Linked DNA regions of Mus musculus: region 2 is linked to region 1. A link is a contact called in ENCODE Hi-C or POLR2A ChIA-PET data. All regions are on one chromosome and are shown on one strand. Each heading gives the region's core, a stretch centred on a gene start or an enhancer-like site at or near the end of the contact. The rest is flanking DNA. Distances are from core to core; before and after follow the strand shown. Region 1 overlaps Acvrl1 (activin A receptor, type II-like 1). Region 2 has its middle 15 kb from the start of A330009N23Rik.

Evidence for each region. A loop is a pair of places that touch in the nucleus more often than their neighbours do. ChIA-PET counts read pairs that join two places held with the same protein, here RNA polymerase II (POLR2A).
Region 2: a loop to region 1 is called in a map of T-helper 1 cell, with 2.1 times the contacts of the local background. The contact joins two enhancer-like sites. A Hi-C loop is called at or near these places in 1 of 37 maps with a recorded cell type or tissue (T-helper 1 cell). POLR2A ChIA-PET finds 5 or more read pairs at or near these places in 2 of 5 experiments (both embryonic stem cell).

Annotation. Positions count from the first base shown.
Region 1 is chr15:101,142,192-101,148,246 of GRCm38, forward strand. It overlaps Acvrl1 (activin A receptor, type II-like 1), which reads left to right. Exons shown (of 11, transcript NM_001277257.1): 11 at 1,152-3,145. The coding sequence ends at 1,286. Among named protein-coding and RNA genes, the nearest start is that of Acvrl1, 17 kb to the left of the region's middle. Within about 2 kb of position 3,418, at least 2 of the 3 ENCODE cell types and tissues checked have a DNase peak (open chromatin) inside an H3K27ac peak, as active enhancers do.
Region 2 is chr15:101,236,863-101,242,917 of GRCm38, forward strand. No RefSeq gene overlaps it. Among named protein-coding and RNA genes, the nearest start is that of A330009N23Rik, 15 kb to the left of the region's middle. Within about 2 kb of position 2,547, at least 3 of the 3 ENCODE cell types and tissues checked have a DNase peak (open chromatin) inside an H3K27ac peak, as active enhancers do.

The sequences.
Region 1 (6,055 bases), core at 2,168-4,667:
TTCGCCAGGCATGTTGGTACACGCTTTTAATCCTAGCAATGGGAGGCAGAGGCAGGTGGATCTCTGAGTTCAAAGCCAGCCTGGTCTATAGAGTGAGTGCTAGGTCAGCCAGAGCTACACAGAGAAACCCTGCCTCAACACCCCAAACAAACAAAAGCAAGTAAACAAACAACAAATTATTTCTTCTTTCGATTTTATACAAACATAATGTATTTTTGACCATATGCCCCTCATTATGTCTCTCATCCTTTCCCCTCCCACTCAGCCCCTCCTTCTCCTGCTCAGCCCCTCCTTCTCCCGCTCAGCCCCTCCTTTTTTCTAAGAAGCACCTCCTTCTTCTCATTCTAATATTCCTACCAGCTACCTTGGTGCCCGGCCTACACTAAGACTCATATTTGTACTAAAAGATAATAAACGTATATGTGTATACGTAAGAGACCGCATAGCTACCTTCCAGCGCACAGATGTATACTCACTCTTAGGAACCAGAGGAGGCAGGCTGCCATGTTCAGGGGCCACTATGCTTCCCAGGATGGGCTCCTTCTGGGAAACAGGCACTTTTGGGGCAATGCCCGCCGTTGCCTCACTCTCAGTCATGGCTGGTGGAGGGGCAGGGAGTCGGTACTCTGTGCACTAGGTCTCAGGCTGCAAGAGGTGCAACACAGACTTGCAGGAAAACCCTTCACAGCGGATCCTGCCATGGGGGCGGGGTGGGGGACAGGTGCTCACCAGAGGCCGTGCACTGCGCGGCTCTCAAAGACCTCCACACCCTCCTATGCTCTCTCCTGCTTGTTTTGCCACCTTCTTCCACTTCTCCCTCCCTCATTCTCAGCTCCTCCCCTCCCCCTCCCTCTACCCCCCCCTTGGTTTTTCAAGACAGGATCTATCTCACCCTAGCTATCCTGTCTCTCACTCTAGTCCTGGCTGGCCTGGAACTCAAAGATCCTCCTGACTTTGCCTCTTAAGTGCTGGGATTAAAGGTGTGCACCACCACCTGGCTCCATTCTCTTCTCTTGCCTCCTGTCCAATACATGCTCTCCCTGTCCCTTCTCCTGCTATGTCTCCCGATCCTGAGCCATTTCCGGGCCTCCTTTCCATCTTCCTGACCCATGTACCTCTTTTTCCTCTCTGCTCCTCTCCCAACCCCCCAGGTCCTCTCCGGGCTGGCCCAGATGATGAGAGAGTGCTGGTACCCCAACCCCTCTGCTCGCCTCACCGCACTGCGCATAAAGAAGACATTGCAGAAGCTCAGTCACAATCCAGAGAAGCCCAAAGTGATTCACTAGCCCAGGGCCACCAGGCTTCCTCTGCCTAAAGTGTGTGCTGGGGCAGAAGACATAGCCTGTCTGGGTAGAGGGAGTGAAGAGAGTGTGCACGCTGCCCTGTGTGTGCCTGCTCAGCTTGGCTCCCAGCCCATCCAGCCAAAAATACAGCTGAGCTGAAATTCGATCTGCCTCCGTCTGGGCTGCTCAAAGTGGCCGGCTCTCTGACGCCTGGCTGGGTTCCCCATCCCCAAGGCCAGCAGGGTACACCCACTACCACTCCCAGGGCAGGGTGGCCAAGCCAGGGAATCCCGGGCCCGGATCCTGGGCTTTCACTCTTCCCTACCCTTGGTCAACCTTACTGAACTGTCAGAGCTGCCAGGATGGCACAGGGCCCTGTCCAGCTTCAGCAGACATTCCACCTGCCGGGGCTCAGCCAGGGATACTCAGCAGCCTCAGTGTCTCTCTGTGGGTGTTTATTGCTTCTATGATGCCTTTTAGTTGTCCTGATTAGAGCCCCTGGCTAGTCTCTTGGGACAGGCGGTACCTGACTCTTCCACCCTCTGTCCCCTTACCATCTCAGCTGACTCACTAGGTCATCAAAATCCAAGGGCTCTCTGAGGAGAAGGTCAATCATGGTGGAAGCGATCGACCCAGCATTGCTCCGTTCGATAGGAGAGGTCTTCACCATCTTACCATCTTAGGTTTTGCCTCAATGTCCTCTGAGGTGTCTCAGAGCCTGATTTTCTTTGAAGCTCAGGCTGTGTGAAAGCTGAGTCTTGTCTATTATGCCCTGTCCGCTGTCGCTTGAGTCAAGCTGGGGTTTGTAAATAACGGCCAGGTTCCAGCATGGCCTAAAGTGCCCCCTAGGCTAGTCTCCAGGCCCCAGTTCTTGCCTTAAGCTATGCTAGCAGCCACCTCAGGACCCAGGCAGTACAAGAACTTCTGACTCCCTCTGCGGCTTGGCCTTCTGCCCAGGGCTCAAGGGTGGCTTCCTTTGGGGTCTCCAATACTGAAAGAAACTTAGCCCCTGTCAAGAAGCCTCCAGCAACCAGGGTTCTGCTCCCCACCCCCACCCCCGGCTGTGACTCTCTGGCCAAAGCCCACACCCTGGGCCAGACCCCAGAAAGTGAGCCTTGGGAGAACGTAGCCTAGAGAAACACAGAGAGTCTGGTATTTAGAAATGTGAAGGGTTCACCCACGTACTGAACAGGTGAAACTGAAGCCTGGGTTGATGGACTGAAGAGAAGTGAACTGTAGGCGAGGCTTAAGAAGGGTAAAGCAGGGTTCAGGCAAGAGACAAGGTCAGCCTCCATCTTGGGAAGACCTGGCCTAGAAACTATTGGCCACTGAAGGGAGAAACGGCGAGAGTTCATCATGCTCCACACAGGCCCCGACCTCTTGAGTTCCTCCAGTGTGACCTCCCAGCTCTCCAGCGCTGTTCTCTCTCTCAAGCCTGTCTTTCAGCAATATGCAAGGACCAAGGAGAACCAGGAAGTGAAACGAGACAAAAACAGAAAGTAGTCCGGCTTTCCCCAGACCAGTGGGGGCAAAGTCTGAAGGTTCTCCCGTCACTGGAGCCAGGGAATCGCTTTCTTGCCTGAAGGATTTTATTTCTACTGAACTTGGGAACAAATTTATCCCCAGACTCCACAGTCAGAGCCAGAAGACAGTAGCTCCTCCAAGGCCAGGAAATCCTAAGTGGAGGTGGGGGGGGGGGGTTGAACAACTGGAAACGTGGCAAGGAGAGTGGCCCTCTAGAGACAACTATCTTCAAATGCTTCCCAGTGCAGGTGTGTGAGTGGAACCACACAGTTTGTGGGAGCACTTGGCCTGTGACAGGCATGTAGTAGGTCTTCAATAAACCATGTTTGACCCCCTGAGTTTCTGCTGCCTTCCAGGCTAGTACCCCCCCGCAGTGGTCCAGTTGCAGGGGTCCAGAGAGAACCCTAGGGGGATGGGAAGTAGAGCATCCCAAAGTACACACCACCAAATTTCCCTGGGACAGGCTTGCTCTAGAATGCCCCCATACCTAGAACCGTGCTGAGTGAGGTTCAAACTTCAGATCCCACCCGGGATAGACAGCAACCTGATCCATGACAGCCACGTCGCCCTCTGCTGGCCAATGCGCTGCCCACGGCTGCCCTGCTCCCTTCCTACAGCGGGCTGGCTCCTCCCAGTAGGCCTGGGCCCTCCTTCCCGTCCCTGCCGCAGCGTGCGTGCTTGCGTGCATGCGTTCAGCTGTTCTGGGCTGTAGGGACTGTGCCTGGAAACCACACCTAGCAAAGGAGCTTTGTGCTTCCTTACTCAGAGGCGGCTCCGCCCCTCCCTGTTCAGCTCCTTCTTAATTCCCTCCCTAGGTGCTCCCCACCCCTTGTCTGCAATTAGTCCACACCCCCGGAATGAAAAGCTCCCCTTACCTGGAAATCTCAGAGAACACCTCATGTCCCCTTCCGCCCCACCCCAGAAACTATGAGCAAAGTGCCACTGGAGGGGTGAGAGAGAATAGGAGACCGTACTGAAGGAAGCTGGGAGGAGTCTTTTGGTTCAATCCAGCCCAGAAATACAAACTTTCTAAGAAGAGGGTGTTGGACCTTTCTTAGGAAAACAGGGAGGGTGCCCCAGTTTCTTCTGCGGTTGACAATTTGGTCTGCTCCCCATGCCTCCCAAGTGGGCACAAATCTGCAGCCTTCTGCGCTGGGGTCGTGGACCTCTCCCTGGCACATACAGCAGACAAGACCTTTCCCGAGGACTCTGAAGGGAGCCCTCAGAGGATGGTGACACTAATAGCATTCCCATTCTCCCACCTTTCCTTCCCCTGGAGTCCACACAGCCTGGCAGGCCAGGCCCCTAAATGACCACAGTGTGGTTGAGGACCGGGAAAAGGGCAGCGGGAAAACAGCCGTGCAAGAGTTCCGTGTGGGCTGGACAGGATCTGGCAGGACTGACCCGTCACCATGCTGTTAGAAGAGAATCTTTCGAGGTTACTAGGACCCAAATTCTTGGCCACTTGCACATGCTGTTACTGCCTTGGGGGAAAAGAAAGAGAAATCGCAAGCCTCTCTGCTCTTTGCTCTGATTTCCTGCGGTGACCCCAGCCTCCAACTTCCTTATTACATATAAAAAGTGAGGAAGCATTTCTATCCCTCCCTGAGAGGGTATGGTTGGTAGGGCATGCAAAACGGAGTGAGGGTGGCCCCTGCAGCCTGAGCCTTGACACTGACGCTCAGCCCTTCCTCTGCCAAGGCCTCTTGGTACCCCGGCTTTCATGGACAGCTCCTTTCCTTCCCAGACTCCATCCTCTCTCAGTCCTACCTCACCCTAGCCTGTGAGGAAGGAGCAATGCCTCCCCTGGCTTACCCCTTGCATTAAGATCAGCATCCCAAAGCCAGGTGTAGCCAGGCATACCTACAATCCCAGCACCTGGGAGGTGGAGGCAGGAGGATCAGGATTTCAGGGTTATCCTTAGCCACAAGATGATTTCAGAGGTCAGTCAGGGATACAAACGGAATAAAGAAATGGCAGCCCAAAAGATGGCAAAATCTGCATGCATTGAAGCCTACTCTGGGATAGGGTAGGGGTTTGTGTGCCCAGTCCAGTGTCCCAGGGCTGGGATTGATGGTAACTGTGCAGTCATCGCTCCGGGTGGGCGACTCTTGAAACAAGCTGCTGCTTCTACCAGGACCACATTCCGTTTGCTAGAAATAGAGACAGAGGGCTCCTCGACTTTGCATACAATTTGCATAATGTCATAGACACACTGTCTATTTTCAGGCAGTTTCCAGGTTCAAGTGTTACCACTGTTGCCCTGAGGGGTGTCATGTCTGGATGAGTCTCTGTTCTTTCTCACCCACCCACTCCTATTGACCTACATCCCCGGCTGCAGGAACACAAGAAGGGGAGGGCTGCCCAGGGAGACACAGTGGCGGCGAGAAGCCAGGGCATACTAGATTATCACCTCCATCACCAACAGCCCCTCCGCCGGTTGCGGTTGCCCAAGGGCAACTGATAGCGGCAGATAGGACGAAGGATTCAAGTACCCCAGCTCCCTTCCTTCCTCTGCCACCAGAACTGCCTGTCTGAGTGTTCAGACTTCTGACAGTTTCAAAGCAGGAGAAGGAGGAGGAGGAAAGGGAGGAAGAGGAGGAGGAAGACGGTTAGACAGATAAATAGATAACTTGGGCTTGAGCCACCTAGATTGACTTGCTTGTCCCCCAGATAATTGCAATAGGGGAACAGCGCTAACCTGCAGTCCACCACTCTCCTGCATCACGTCTGTGCTGAGTACCTGGCTGACCTAGAGTTGTGCCCTTCACTAGGACTGGTTGGGATGACTGTCACCGAGTTGCTTACGACCTTGGCAGGTCTTTGGCCTCTCCTCTGAGAAGAAGTGAGGCTGGCGATTAAAAGAATTCCCACTTTATAGTGACTTGTCCTTGGTCACTGAGGCTCAGGACTGGACTTCTTCTCTGGGCTCCCTCCTGTAAACACTCAAGCCCGGGGCCCCTGCTGGAGTATACAGTACAGCTTTCGCTGAATGCCAGAGCAATGCGTCTGGATTCTGGAAATCCCAAGACAGCTCAGTTAGGCTGATCAGCAGCAAGGCACTACCCAGAATTCCCAGTCTCTGGCATCCAATTCCCCTGGACCTGCCTCATCCCTTCAGGCAGGCGTTTCCTGTTGATAAGAAGCTTAGTTACAAACACTGATAAAGAGATGAAAAAGGAAGTCGACAGGCTAGGGTATGGCGGGCATTAGGTCTGCCTTTGCTACCCCTCTTCCTGCTTGATGCC
Region 2 (6,055 bases), core at 1,297-3,796, 94 kb after region 1:
AGAGAACATAAGCTGGGGGACAGCCAGAGAGGTGAGATCTGGGAGGTACTTTCTGCTCACCAGCCTGCTGGAGAGATGAAAGAGATATGGGATTTCCCAAGGTCAAGAGAGATGTCAAGTTGTCTGGCTGGGAGGCTGCCTAGTCCTGCATTTAAGAGAAGGAAGGACCCAAGGGGGGAGATGGTGCCCTCAGAGATAACAGAGCAGGGTGCTGACCCCTGGTGGTGGCCCGAGCATTGCACCTCTAGATCCTGCCCTCCACGACCTCCCCTGTGTTCTGCTTCACACTCCAAGAATCTGGAGCCTTTCTTGTCCCCTAGTTTTTTATTGGAATCACTCCCCATTGTTATGTCTCACAGCTTACAGGTGATCAAGGAAGGAAACCGCACCCCTTTCTCCTCTGCCTGCTAGCTCAGGGCCTGGCATTGAGTGGGAGTTTGGAGCACCTTTGTCCCTGTGGAGACAAAACAGATAAATCCAAGATATTGAACTCACTTGACTTCCACCAACATAGTTGGAGCCTGAGAGTCCCCAGACTTCACTGGACAGGGGAGAAGGGATGCTTGCTAACCTGCCAGACACTGCGATTTCTAGGAGAAACCTCAGCTTCAGCCAGTCTTCCCTTCCTGGAGGCTGGCCCTTCAAGAGAGAATATGCAAATTTATACAAAAAGTAAAAGTTATACAAATGTTGCCTTTGAGCCTCTTTCTCAACAACTCCTGTTGGAAGCTCCAGGTCAGTGTGTATCGCCCAGTTTCTCAGGTTCCCTCAAAACACTCTTAAGGTTGGCTCAGCGGTTAAGAGCACTGACTGCTCTTCCAGAGGTCCTCAGTTCAGTTCCCACCAACCACATGGTGGCTCACAACCATCTGTAATGGGATCTGATGACCTCTTCTGGTGTGTCTGAAGACAGCTACAGTGTACTCACATACATAAGATAAATAAATCTTAAAACAAACAAACAAACAAAACCCCCTCAAAAATCAAGCTCTTAGGGTGACAACCCCCAACTGTACAGCAACCACAGTCCGGTATGGGATTCTCCAGATTCCTCTCCTATGGACGGTCAGCTCCAACCCTATACTCTCTGCTCAAACAAGTACTACCATAGTGAACAGAACAGGGCTGACACAGAGAACAATTAACAGCACCGACGGCCCCTCCCCTTTCATTCCCCTTGCCATGGTCCAGGTGCTCTGTGCTAGCTCCAGGGCATCCGATTTTTTCCAAGTACCCTAAAGCTGAGTAGAGTAGTGTGCCCATGCTGCTCCAGCTACTTTGAAGGCTGGCAAAGGAGGGCTCTGGAGCATGGGAGTCGGCTTGGGCAATATAGAAAGAACCCCGGTGGTGGGGTTAGGGAGGAGAAGGAGAAAGATCAGGGCTGCTTATAATCCCAGTACTTTAGAGGCTGAGGCAGGAGGATCTCAAGTTTTAGACCAGTCAGAGCTGCATATTGAGACCCTGTCTCAGAAAGCAAGAAAGGTACAAAAATCAAAACCAAGAAGAAGAAGAAAAAAAAAAAAACACCAGATATTATGGTAAGGATGTATTGATAGGATTTTGAATATAGATTACTCTAGATCCAAATCCTTGATCTAGAATCCATTCCCACCAGAACCGTGAGCTGTAAGTATTGATAGAGCTACTGAGGTCTAGCTTCCCTTGGGGGTGGGAGACCAGGGGGATCTATGCCTCCCATTGGTCCGGAACCCCTCCATACTGTTGGGTGAAACACGTGTAAGGTGAAGATTCTCTTGGAGATGCCCAGTCCCCAACCAGTTGGAGGCTAGCTGGTCAGAACCTATACGTGGGACCTGCAGGGGTGCTGGGGGCTGTCAGAGTTCTGGATGAGGGGAGGAGGTGGATACTGGAGCAGAAGCACGCAGCAGGTTGGGCTCATCCGTAGATCAACAATTAAGCGACGGAAGTAGGAAATCTCAGACTCCAGTTGCCCCAACAGCTGAGGGAGAGACTGCAGGGCTGACATGCAAGTTCTGGACCTGGTTGAAGTGGGTTGGAATGGAGAGAAGACACCCGAGTAGAGTCAGCTGGGCTTCGCTCTCACCACCTTCGCCTGCTCTAAGACAGGCTGACGGCTGAATTGCAGAGGCAGGCTTTCTCCTGGAGGTGGAGCCGCCAGGAGCAGGGTGTGGGTGGACATGGGGACTCTGCCTAGTGTTCCACAGGGAGCTGGGAGGGAAGCAGGTGGCGGCGCCCAAGTGAGTAACCGCCGTCCCACAGCAGCCAATCTCAGTGGCTCAGAAGTCCGGGAGATGCGACAAGGCCCTCTCCGCCTTTGCTGGGCTCTTGCACACCCGGGCCCTCGCACAACCCGGGCCCTTCTTGCACACATGGGCCCTCTTTGCCCACGTCCACCCCACCTCACCCCACCCCACCCCTCCGGCTTGGCCTCCCACCTCAGAGGCATCGCTTTCCCGTGGGGAGAGCCTCCCTCCCACTTCCAAGCTCCAGCCTGGAAGGACAAGACTCTCCCTACTGGGGAGGAAGATGCAGGCGAGGGTTGTGGTCCCCGCCTCTTGGCAGAGCGGAGGAGCGGCGTCGCCCTCTGCTGCCAAACTCGGGCACTGTCGCCTGATCACCTTGTCACCTGGGCTCCTAGGGGGCTTCCGGGCTTCAGCCCTTTCTTGTTTGTTAGTTTTGTTTTGAGAGCGGGTCTTAGCACACTACCAAAGACTATATAGACTTCAATCTTTTTTTCTTTTAAAAATTTTATTATGTTTTATTTATTTGGTTAGTATGTGTGTCTAGGCCACAGGACAGCCTGTGGGAGACAGTTCTCTCCTACCCCCTTGTGGGGTGGCAAGGGCCCTTCCCCACGGGTGGTCATCCCACCAGTCCCTACAGCCTGTTTTCTAAGCATATAAGTAAGGTAAGTGGGGCTCGTTCGTAATACATTTGTGTCCTGCCTTTTTCTTTTATTCTTCAAGAGATGACGTTTGGTTAAGAGCCTAGACTCTGGAGCCAGGCAAAGTCAGGTTCGAGTCCTTGTTCTGTGAAACCTTTATGTCTGCCCCTGTGAACCTGGTGCAGGCAGGCACTGCATAGGCTGAGGTGAAGCTCTGTACGGCGCCACATGTGTGCCATTCCAGCCCATTGTCCTGAGCAGGATGGGTCTCCAGCCACCTGACCCTTGGAGCCACGTGGTGCTTCGCCTCCTGTGCCATCAAGGAAAGAAAGGGGCGGAGGCTGTTGCCTCTTTGACTGGGCTCTCTTCCCAGCCCTGCATGGCCTCATTGTTTTTTCTGGGCACCTGGCATTTCCCTGCACGCGCATGTGTGTGTGTGTGTATACATATACATATATGTGTATATATATGTGTGTGTGTGTGTGTGTGTGTGTGTGTGTGTATGTATATGTGTGTGTGTATATATATTCTAGATTCTTTAAGTAGAATGATGTGTTTTCACAAAAGACTAGCGCTTTTAAAAGACTGGTTCTTGTTATGTATCCCAGACTCACCTGGAATTCAATAGATAGCACAAGGTGACTTCAATTTGTTTTGCTTTTGTTTTTATTTTGTTCTGTTCTGTTCTGAAAAGGTCTCATTATGTAACTCTGGCCGGCCTGGAAATCGATAGGTAGAGCAGGCTAGACTTGAACTTACACAGATCCTCATATCTCTTGAGCACCAGGATTACAGATATGTGTCACCATGCCCAGTGCATTGTATATGTCTAAGTTCATGTGTGTACATGCCTGTGGATATACCTGTGTGTGTGTGTGTGTGTGTGTGTGTGTGTGTGTGTGTATGTGTGTGTGTGTGTGTGTGTGTGTGAATATGTGGAAACCAGAGGTCAATGTTGGGTCTCTTTCTCAATTAGTTGCCCCATGCCCAAGGCTTTTTGAGAGTTTCGTTTGACCTCTGTGATTCCTAACAGAGGACTTGGCACTCCTAGGCCTTGGGTATTTTCTATAACTATGTGTAGATAGAGCTACCTTTCCGTCCTCTAAAAGCCGACAGTACCACTTATGGCCAGTGGAGGGCACTGCCACACAGCTCCTGGTAAGCTTCTAGGTGCTATGGGGGATAATTATAAAGAACATAGGCTCTTCCCACTCTGGGAGTGCTCTCAGTTCTGGAACCAGTAGGGGCTCTCCTCCCTCCCCTAGCGAATCTGTCCTGGCAGCCTGGAGCTGGCATGCCCCGGGCCATATCATCCAGAAGCAAGCACCCGGTGCCTGAGGTCAGAATACCCTGCTTGGTGGCTTGGACACACCCCTTAGCAGCTGATGCCACTAGACAGATCACACCCTGTTCCTGGCTCTGCAACATGACAGCGATCATTTGAGTGCGCTGCTAGCTCCCGGGTTTGCCGCGAGGTCGGAACAGAAGTGTTTTGTAAGTGTAAACGTTAGAGAAATGTAACATACACACACTTTCACTGCTGGGAGGCTAACTGAAGGTGGGTTTGTGGAAGGGATTAAGTTAGCGAGGGAGAAGGAAGATAAAAATAACAAGTGCCTTTCACCAAGTGCTTATTAGGAGCCAAGGCCGAGGAAAGTGATCCGAAAATATTGTCTAATTATAGCCAACACTTACACAGGGCTGACCTTGGGCCAGGAGCTGTTTAAGTGCCTCATGCATACAAACTGCTCAGATCCTCGTGACTCAGGGGAGAAGGTGAGGCATGAAGTAGTTGGTTTGTAGACCGGCTCATGCGAACGGGGCTGGCATTCAAACCACAGCGATTTGTCCCCTGTCATGGTCTCTGAAGTCACGACCACACCTCAAAGAAGATATTCTTGCATTTCCTTATAGTAAAGCCACTGGAAACACACCATGAAGGTGTATTTGAGTCCAGACTACCCACTGGAGAATGGAGAGCAGTGGGAACTGGCACAGGGTTCCCCCACCCCACCCCCCACCCCCGCCCAGGAACAGGGCAGATTCGAGCAAAGGCAGAGCTTGGGGGAGAGGGATTAATGCGTGGGAAGGGAGGATGGCCTATCTTCTGGATCCAGAAGGAGGAAGCAGGCTGACAGGCTGTGTCGCTCTCCTCAGTGATGGATTCCCTTTTTCCCTTCCAAGCCTCGGGGCTCCTCCTCCTCCGCTCTGAGGTGCTACTCTGACTGGAGAAGGTGAGAACAACCCCAACCCTGCCACAAGCTTCCCTCAAACCATCTCCTAGCTTCTAGCCTGTTATACAACCTGCGCTCTGTCCACACTCGGAAATAACCATGGCTCAGCAGAATGGACTTGGGGGCATGATGAATGGTCCTTAGGACGATCAGCTGACGGCCAGCTGCTCCTGAAGTGACCTGAGTGCCTGCCATAGCTCAGGTTCCCCAGCCCTTCCTGGGAAGTGGCCCTGCCTGGTCTACAGGAAAAGTCTTAACGCGGCTCTGTGTTTGGGCATCATGATAATCATGATTTTGATGAGTATGACCACCCATTTCTGTATCTCTTAATATCTGTCAAGCCTGGGGATGCACGCTTGTAATCCCAGTTACTCGTGGAGCTGAGGCAGGGGGATTGGAAATTCAAGACTTGCCTGGGCTACAGGGTGAGTTCTATACTGGTCTCCAGATCTTGTATAAACTCTGTTTCAAAGTGAAAAATAAAAAGACTGTGGCTAACGCTTAGTGGTAGAGTGTTGGCCTACAATGTGAGAGGCCCAGGTTCCATTCCCAAAGCCACAGAAAATAAATGAATAAAGGCTGGGGAACAGGGGAGCCTGCAGGGCCCTCTCCCACCTCCCGCACCCTCTCACTCCCGCGCAGTACTCTGCACCTTCCTCGGCAGTTTATGGGTCCTGGATTTTCCGAGTACAGCTCAAGGCCCAGAGGACAGGGGCCCCAAAGGTAACCCAGGTTCTCTAAGGGGAACCACCACGCTGCCTGCACAGGGAAGGACTTAGTCTCCTCTGGCACCCTCTGCCTGCCTGACTCTCCTCTGTGGGGCCTGTCAGCAGTAACCAGAGCTGGCTCGGTGGCTGAGAGCAGTAGGAACACCCGTTTCTTGGCAACCGGGGACAGCATACAAGATCCAGTTAATCACCTGTGCCAGCAGGTCAGTCCTCCCACAGCCTCCAGA